Linked DNA regions of Mus musculus: region 2 is linked to region 1. Evidence: chromatin contacts called from ENCODE POLR2A ChIA-PET data. All regions are on one chromosome and are shown on one strand. Each heading gives the region's core, a stretch centred on a gene start or an enhancer-like site at or near the end of the contact. The rest is flanking DNA. Distances are from core to core; before and after follow the strand shown.

Region 1 (3,694 bases), core at 624-3,123:
CTGTTTATCCAAGGCAGCATAACCAAATGGACTTGTAGAGAGACCACCCAGTCGACAGAGGATTTATCAACGGCGTCTCCGGTCTGGACTCCTGCTTCGTCTTCGGCCTCCTCTAAGAAAATGAAAAAACAGAAGGGGAATATCAGAGATCTAATACTGAATCCTTATTTATCTTGCTCATGTTCCCTTTACTAAGATAAATAAATGTACAACCCCCATCCCTTCATCTTACCTCCTCTTGCCCTTTGGTGGTCCACGAACAAAACACCAGTCCACACTGATTGGCTGCCCCATCAAATCTTGACCATTTAGTCCTTCCATGGCAGCCTGAGCCTCTTTGTATGTTTCATATTCAACTAGAGTATACCCCTAGGGGAGCATATAAAAGTATCAAAGCTTAGCCAGGCGTCACACACACACTTTTAATTCCAGCATTAGAGAGGCAGAGTCCAGCCTAGTCTACAAAGTGAGCCCAGGACAGCTAGGGCTCTGTTATACAGAGAAACCCTGTCTCAAGACAAACAAACAAACAACAAAAAGTATCAGAATTTTACTTCACCAACCAAGTACTCTTTTCCTTAAACCAGAAATGCATAGTTACAAGAAAAATTTCGCAGCTATACACCACATATCCCCATTATATACACAAACATGCTCATTCTGTTTCTGTCTCTTTCATGTGGGTAACAAAATCAATTTCCAATGTCATTTCACTTCCTACCTGTGCTTGATCAACTCACAAAAACAACATAATCAATGTATCTAAGAGTTGTAAGTGAGGGAAGCAAGAAAATCTACCTTCAAGTATCCCGTGCGCCTGTCCAAATTAAGGTGAATATTTTTTATTTCCCCATATTCAGCGAATTTGTCATGGATATCTTCTTCAGTGGCTTCTTCGTGGACTCCAGTGACAAAGAGAATCCAACCTTCAACAGCTGTTGGGTAGGGAAAGTGTTGTATGAACATGTAAGCTAAAAAGCCCAGTATTCAGGAGGCAGAGGCAGGCAGATTTGTGAGTTTGAGGCCAACCTGGTCTACAAAAAGAGTTTCAGGACAGCCAGGGCTTAACAGAGAAACCCTGTATCCAAAACAACAACAACAAAAAAACCCAAAACCAAACAAACTAAAAAAGAAAAATTCTGAAAAGAACCTACAATAAGCAATTTTCTGAGACTGGTTAAACAACTCTTTACTTTGCATTTGAGTGCCAGTGCACACAGACTCCCCATAGGTCCTATTTACTTACAGCGCTGTGGTCCAGGTTCATCGCCGTCCTGCTCCACACTGTCGTAATCCTCCCGCATCCGCGCTCGGGACCCCTCTTCTAAAAGAATTCATACCAGATCACCGAAAACTGTCCTCCAAATGTGTCCCCCTCACACTCCCAAATTCGCGGGCTTCTGCCTCTTAGACCACTCTACCCTATTCCCCACACTCACCGGAGCCAAAGCCGCGGCCCTTCCGTTTCTTTGCTTTTTCTTTTAGTTTGTGGATGCTTTCTAGAGTTCCAGGTGAGAAAATAAGAAGCAACAAAAATAAGAGTCATTTGAAAAAAAAAACAAAAAAAACCTGTCGCGTTTCCTAGACTATCTGGAAGCTTCGACACAGACTCCAGCTTCAGTCCCTTCCCAGTTCCGCCCCTAATTCCTTTCCCAAGGGGGAGGAGTCTATCTTTTCAGACCCAGTTCGTGGGGTGACGTCCCAGGAAAATTTCTACTGCATTCCCCTCTCGCACCTTCCCCTCTTCCCGCAGTCGCCTCCACTCTCCTCACCGTCCCCATCCTCATCCATGGCGAAATCTTCGCCCCCCGCCTCGTGAAGATCCAGCACGTCCGCCATCTTGCTTCTCTCGGCGCTTTCTGAGTCTCTAGAAGCTAAGCACCTCGGGAAGCTGTCGCAGAAGAAAAACGTCACGAGTTAGGCTGACCAATTAAAGGTTGCCTCCAAGTCCCGCCCTCGGCGCGGTGAAAATTCGCCAATGTAGGCGGCCCCACTATGAAGCGCTAGAAACGTCCAGCACTCTGGGACCCCGATGGAGCTCTGCGAGTATGAGGCCGTAGGCTACATGGTTTGTGATTGTGTTTTGTTTTCTTTTCTTTTGAGGCAGGGTCTCTCTATATAGCCCTAGCTGGGCTCGAAGTTACAGATATCCAACTATATTCCCCTTCCACATGCTGCTGGGATTAAAAGCCTGTGCTACCACGCCGGGCTCCAAGGCTACAGAATGAGACCCTTTCTCAAAAACATAAAAAGTAAAATAAAGTGGTTTCGGAAGTTCTACAGCCAAGTTGATCAGGTAGATTGAAGGTCCGGAGCGCAGCCGCGTTGGGGCAAATTTAAAGGGTGAGTGAAGTCAGTGACTTTCTCATAAAACTTTCAACTAGCAAGAAATCCTTTGATACATATCTACATATATGGGTTTATTGAAATGACTTACGGGCTGCAGTCCAGCTAATTGGAGAATAACTAGATGTGTCCAGAAAGTCGAAGAATCTAGTATTTGCTTAGTTCCACAAGGCTGGATGTCTCAGCTGGTCTAGAATCCAGAAAAAGTAGGCTCCAGTGCCGGTGAAGAAACGGACTTATGAGCAAGGCAAAGTGCAAAAGTTTCCTTCATCCATGTTTTTATATAGGCTTCAGCAAAAGGTGTGGCCCAGGTTAAAGGTGTGCCTGCCCGCTTTAATCCCAGCACTTGGGAGGCAGAGGCAGGCAGCTTTCTGAGTTCGAGGTCAGCCTGGTCTACAGAGTGAGTTCCAGGACAGCCAGGGCTACACAGAGAAACCCTGTCTCCAAAAACAAAAACAAAACAAACAAACAAAAGATTAAAGAAAAGCCTGTGTCTTCCTGCCTCTAGATGTAGCTCAGAGGTGTTCTTTCCTACCTAAAGTCTGGACTAGAAGTGGATCTACCCACTCCACCAAACAGAAAATCACAGGTGTGCCCCTCATTTCTGGATTTGTAGTTCATTCCAGAGAGAGTAAGCCTGACAACTGAGAAGAACCATCTCAGGTGTTTTTGTTTTTGTTTTTTTTCTTTTCAATACAGGGTTTCTCTGTGTAGCTCTGGGTGTCCTGGAACTCACTCTGTATTTCGAGGCTGTCCTCGATCTCAGAAATCCGCCTGTCTCTGCCTCCCAAGTGCTGGGATTAAAGGCATGTGCCACCACTTCCCCGCTCAGGTGGTTTTTTTTGTTTGTTTATTTTTTATTTATTTGAGTACACTGTAGCTGTCTTCAGACACATTAGAAGAGGGCATCAGATCCCATTACAGATGGTTGTAAACCACTATGTGGTTGCTGGGATTTGAACTCAGGACCTCCAGAAGAGCAGTCCGTGCGCTTAACCACTGAGCCATCTCTCCAACCCAGTTTGGTTTTTTTTTGTTGTTGTTTTTTTTTTTTTGGGGGGGGGAATTCTGGTTTTTTTTTTTTTTTAAGATTTATTTATTTATCTATTATATGTAAGTACACTGTAGCTGTCTTCAGACACACCAGAAGAGGGCATCAGATGTCATTACAGATGGTTGTGAGCCACGATGTGGTTGCTGGGATTTGAATTCAGTACCTCTGGAAGAGCAGTTAGTGCTCTTAACAGCTGAGCCATCTCTTCAGCTCCTGTTTTGCTTTTAAAGAGTTGTCTTGGTCATGGTGTCTGTTCACAGCAGTAAAACTCTAACTAAGACAGAAGTTGGTACC
Region 2 (3,424 bases), core at 393-2,892, 34 kb before region 1:
CTGCCTCCCGAGTGCTGGGATTAAAGGCGTGCACCACCACGCCCGGCTTTAATCGGACTTCTCTTAGCTTCTCAATGAATTTCTCTACTTGGCCTCAAACTAACTCTAGCAATCTAATCTTCTGGTTCCTTCTCATTCTTTGGCCTGTTCTGTCTTCACCAATGCCTACTACCGTGTTCTCTTTGCAACCTGTCCCTGTAAAACTGTTCCTTAAAAAACCACCTCTGGCCGGGTGGTGGTGGTGCATGCCTTTAATCCCAGCACTTGGGAGGCAGAGGCAGGTGGATTTCTGAGTTCCAGGCCAGCCTGGTCTACAGAGTGAGTTCCAGGACAGCCAGGGCTATACAGAGAAACCCTGTCTTGAAAAAAAACCAACCAACCAACCAACCAAACAAACAAACAACCAAAAACCACCTCTGAATTCTACAAACTGACCTGCCTCTCAACTCACTGGATTCCCAATTCAAATGAACTGCACTCACTGACTTGACTAAACAGAACTCAGAGATCTGCATCCTCTGCCTGCCGAGTGCTGGGATTAAAGGTGTGTACCACCATGCCTGGATCTTAACTTTTCTTTACCTGGGACTTACTCTATACTAGACTAGCCTTGAACTTAGAGACCTGCTTGCCTCTGTCTCCTGGGAGTAAGGCATGTCAGTATTCCATCCAGATCACAGGGATCTAGAAGGTCTTTGGATGCGATCCTTTTCAGGGCAGCCATGTTGCTGTATTAAAATGCTGCAAACACTATCCATGGGCACTCTATATCCCAGGAAACTCAAACAGAGCCAGAAGTCATTTGATAACTGGATTTTATTTGTTCTGACCATTTGCTCACCATGACAGTCCCCAGGAGGGACTCTCTGCAGAAGACCAGAGACACCAAAATAAACATTGCAAGCAGACTCAGAACAGCCTGGGAAGACCGGTTCTCTGGCTGCTGGTCAACTGCTCAATCAGATTTCCTCTCATCACAGTCTAAGAGGGCCTCTGTCAGAGCTAAACTATGGAGATCAGAAACTGTCTTTGCTGTTCAAAAGTCTTAATTACAATAAACAACGAGTTTCCCCGTTACTATGAGAATTACACTTACCCATGAACCAAAACATAGGACAAAAGGGAGAGGGTTTAGTCAACACGCAATTTCCAGAAAAGGTGATCAAGAAAGGGCTGAAAAACTCACTGCAGCAGAGACACCTACAGCACATGACAGGAGTCTCAGAATGGTCTTCCCAGGCTATCACCGCTATAGCGCCAACACTGGGCAAGAAGGTGCTTACTCTCCAGACACCTGATGCCAACCATGTAGGCTTCCTCCCAGATGCAGATTCCCGCTTGTTTGGATCTATCTCAGGGGGCTGTTGTTACCCAAACCTGGTGCGGTGAAAGGGCTTCTTCCTGCCACCGTGAAGCTTTCAGTTACGAAAGCCCCGAAGAGTAAATGGAGAAAATTGTCACCAAGCTCCCCTGCTATCCCAGCTTGAACCACTTGGGGGCCTCTGGCTCCGGAAATTTTAGCATCAAGTCCTGGCCTTGCTCCCAGAGAAGGATGAGGGTTGGGATGCCTCAGCCCGGAGAGCCTGGGGGCAGCTGGGTTTCCCTAGCACCTGAGGGCGGAGTACTGTGAAGTCTCAGGTTTCAGCCGGCTGGCAGTTGCCGGTCTGAAGGATTCTCTGTGCCCTGGAATTGTACAGAATGTCTCTTGTGGCTTTTTCTCCTCCCTCCTTTTTTCCTGTTGACTCTCCCCACCCAGATCTATGAATCACAGGACTCCACGGGAAAGCAGCAGATGTTGACTTTTACTTCTTTTAAGCCAACGTCAGCTCTCTCCTGTGGAGTGGGGAGCAGGCAGGAAGGTGAGAGAGTGTGTACGCGTGTGCGGGGGGGGGGGGGGGGGGGCGGGGCGGAGGATAACCTTCTTTTTGGAATTGAGAGGGGGACAAAGGGAATCTGCAAGGAGAGTCGGGAGCAAAATCATTTGACTCCTGGTAATGGGGAAGATAGGGTCCAAAACAAAGAACCTGTGCTAGCTGTGGAAGCCGTCGGGAAGGGGGACGCACAGGGTGAGGATATTATGTGTTTTGGTGCCAGCCCTTCTCAGCTAAGGCAAAGCTTCATCTCTTGCCAGAAGCATCGCCATGGCTCAAAAGTCAAGTCAGGCTGCAGGCCTGGAGACACATGCTGGCAGCATCTTTTCCCCTTTGAGCCTCCAAGCCTCCTTTGGATACAGAGTCTCTTGAAAAGGCTGCCAAAGTGGGCTTCTGAGCCTCCTGCAGTCAGTCAGTCACTGCTCCAACTTCTCCTCACTTTCTTCTTCTTTGGGGATTTTCTTACGGGTAAAGAAGCCAAGCTATAGAGGAAAAGATACCAGTCATTGCCAGATGTCCCGGCTGGGGGCCTTGCCAATAGCCCTCGCTTATCTGAGGTCTTCGCTTCTGTTCTGTTTCCAAAAATGAGATTCAGATTTATTTTATTTGGCTTAGGTTGATTCAACCATCATTTGTGGGACAGAGTCAAGGAGAGCTGAACATGGCAGCCCCCTAGCCCCATCCTAACTAACACAGAGCCTGTCCTTTCTTTCCAACAGAATAAGATGCTGGCCTTACCTTCCACAGGCAGAAGACAAGGAGAGCAAGCAGGAGCAGCCCCCCCAGGACACTGCCAACGAGGATCCACAGGGAGATGAGGGTCGGGTGGGTCTGAATCACCTCCAAGTGACTCTGCATAGCAAGGAGAGTTTGTTTTGTCTTTTCTTGCTTGGCTTTTGAGGTGGCTTTTTGTGGCTTGGTTTGTTTGCTTGTGTTTGAGGCATTTTTATTTCATGTCCCAGGCCAGCCTTCAGCTCATGGCAAGCCTCCTCTCTCAGCTCCCCAGTACTTGAATTACAGGCAGGCATCACCACCCCTGACCTGTGTTTTATGTCTGCCCTTTAACTCAGCCTCAGTCAACATTATAACAAAGCCAGCCCTAAATAGAGTAAAAAATAAATAAATAAAGCAAAAAACCAAAACTTCTTCCTACTTAAAAACACTGAAGCAAGAAGCAAGACTCATGGAACCGCCACTTCTGACTGTTGGACCCCTGCCTGGTGGACTGTCGAGTGGATATAATTTTGCTCTGAAAAATCCCATTGTTGGGTAGGAGAGATGGCGCCATGGCTAAAAGCACTTGTTGCTCTTGCAAAAAGGTTGCAGGTTTGGTTCCCAGCACCCATATGGTGACTCAAAATCATCTTAGTTCCGGGGGATCCAGAACTAAGAGGTTCTGACCTCTACTCACGGCTCACTTGCTTGCAGGTAATACACATAGATTTTAAAAGCTAAGTTGAAAAATAAGAGGGAGAGAAGGGCCATCCTTTTCCCAACCCATTGCCACTCTTCCCAGCTCCACCCTACCTCACTCGAGCGGGAGGCTTCATTCA

What was found. ChIA-PET counts read pairs that join two places held with the same protein, here RNA polymerase II (POLR2A).
Region 2: POLR2A ChIA-PET joins it to region 1 with 19 read pairs in Patski. The contact joins the enhancer-like site here to the promoter of Rbm8a in region 1. POLR2A ChIA-PET finds 5 or more read pairs at or near these places in 5 of 5 experiments (Patski and embryonic stem cell).

What each region holds. Positions count from the first base shown.
Region 1 is chr3:96,628,107-96,631,800 of GRCm38, reverse strand. Rbm8a (RNA binding motif protein 8a) reads right to left here and starts at 1,873. Exons shown (of 6, transcript NM_001102407.1): 1 at 1,773-1,873; 2 at 1,440-1,499; 3 at 1,247-1,324; 4 at 799-935; 5 at 233-369; 6 at 1-112. The coding sequence starts at 1,839. The coding sequence ends at 67. It also overlaps the pseudogene 6330549D23Rik.
Region 2 is chr3:96,661,894-96,665,317 of GRCm38, reverse strand. Itga10 (integrin, alpha 10) reads right to left here. Exons shown (of 30, transcript NM_001302471.1): 28 at 3,399-3,424; 29 at 2,610-2,723; 30 at 799-2,353. The coding sequence ends at 2,288. Among named protein-coding and RNA genes, the nearest start is that of Ankrd35, 6.5 kb to the left of the region's middle. Within about 2 kb of position 1,642, at least 1 of the 3 ENCODE cell types and tissues checked has a DNase peak (open chromatin) inside an H3K27ac peak, as active enhancers do.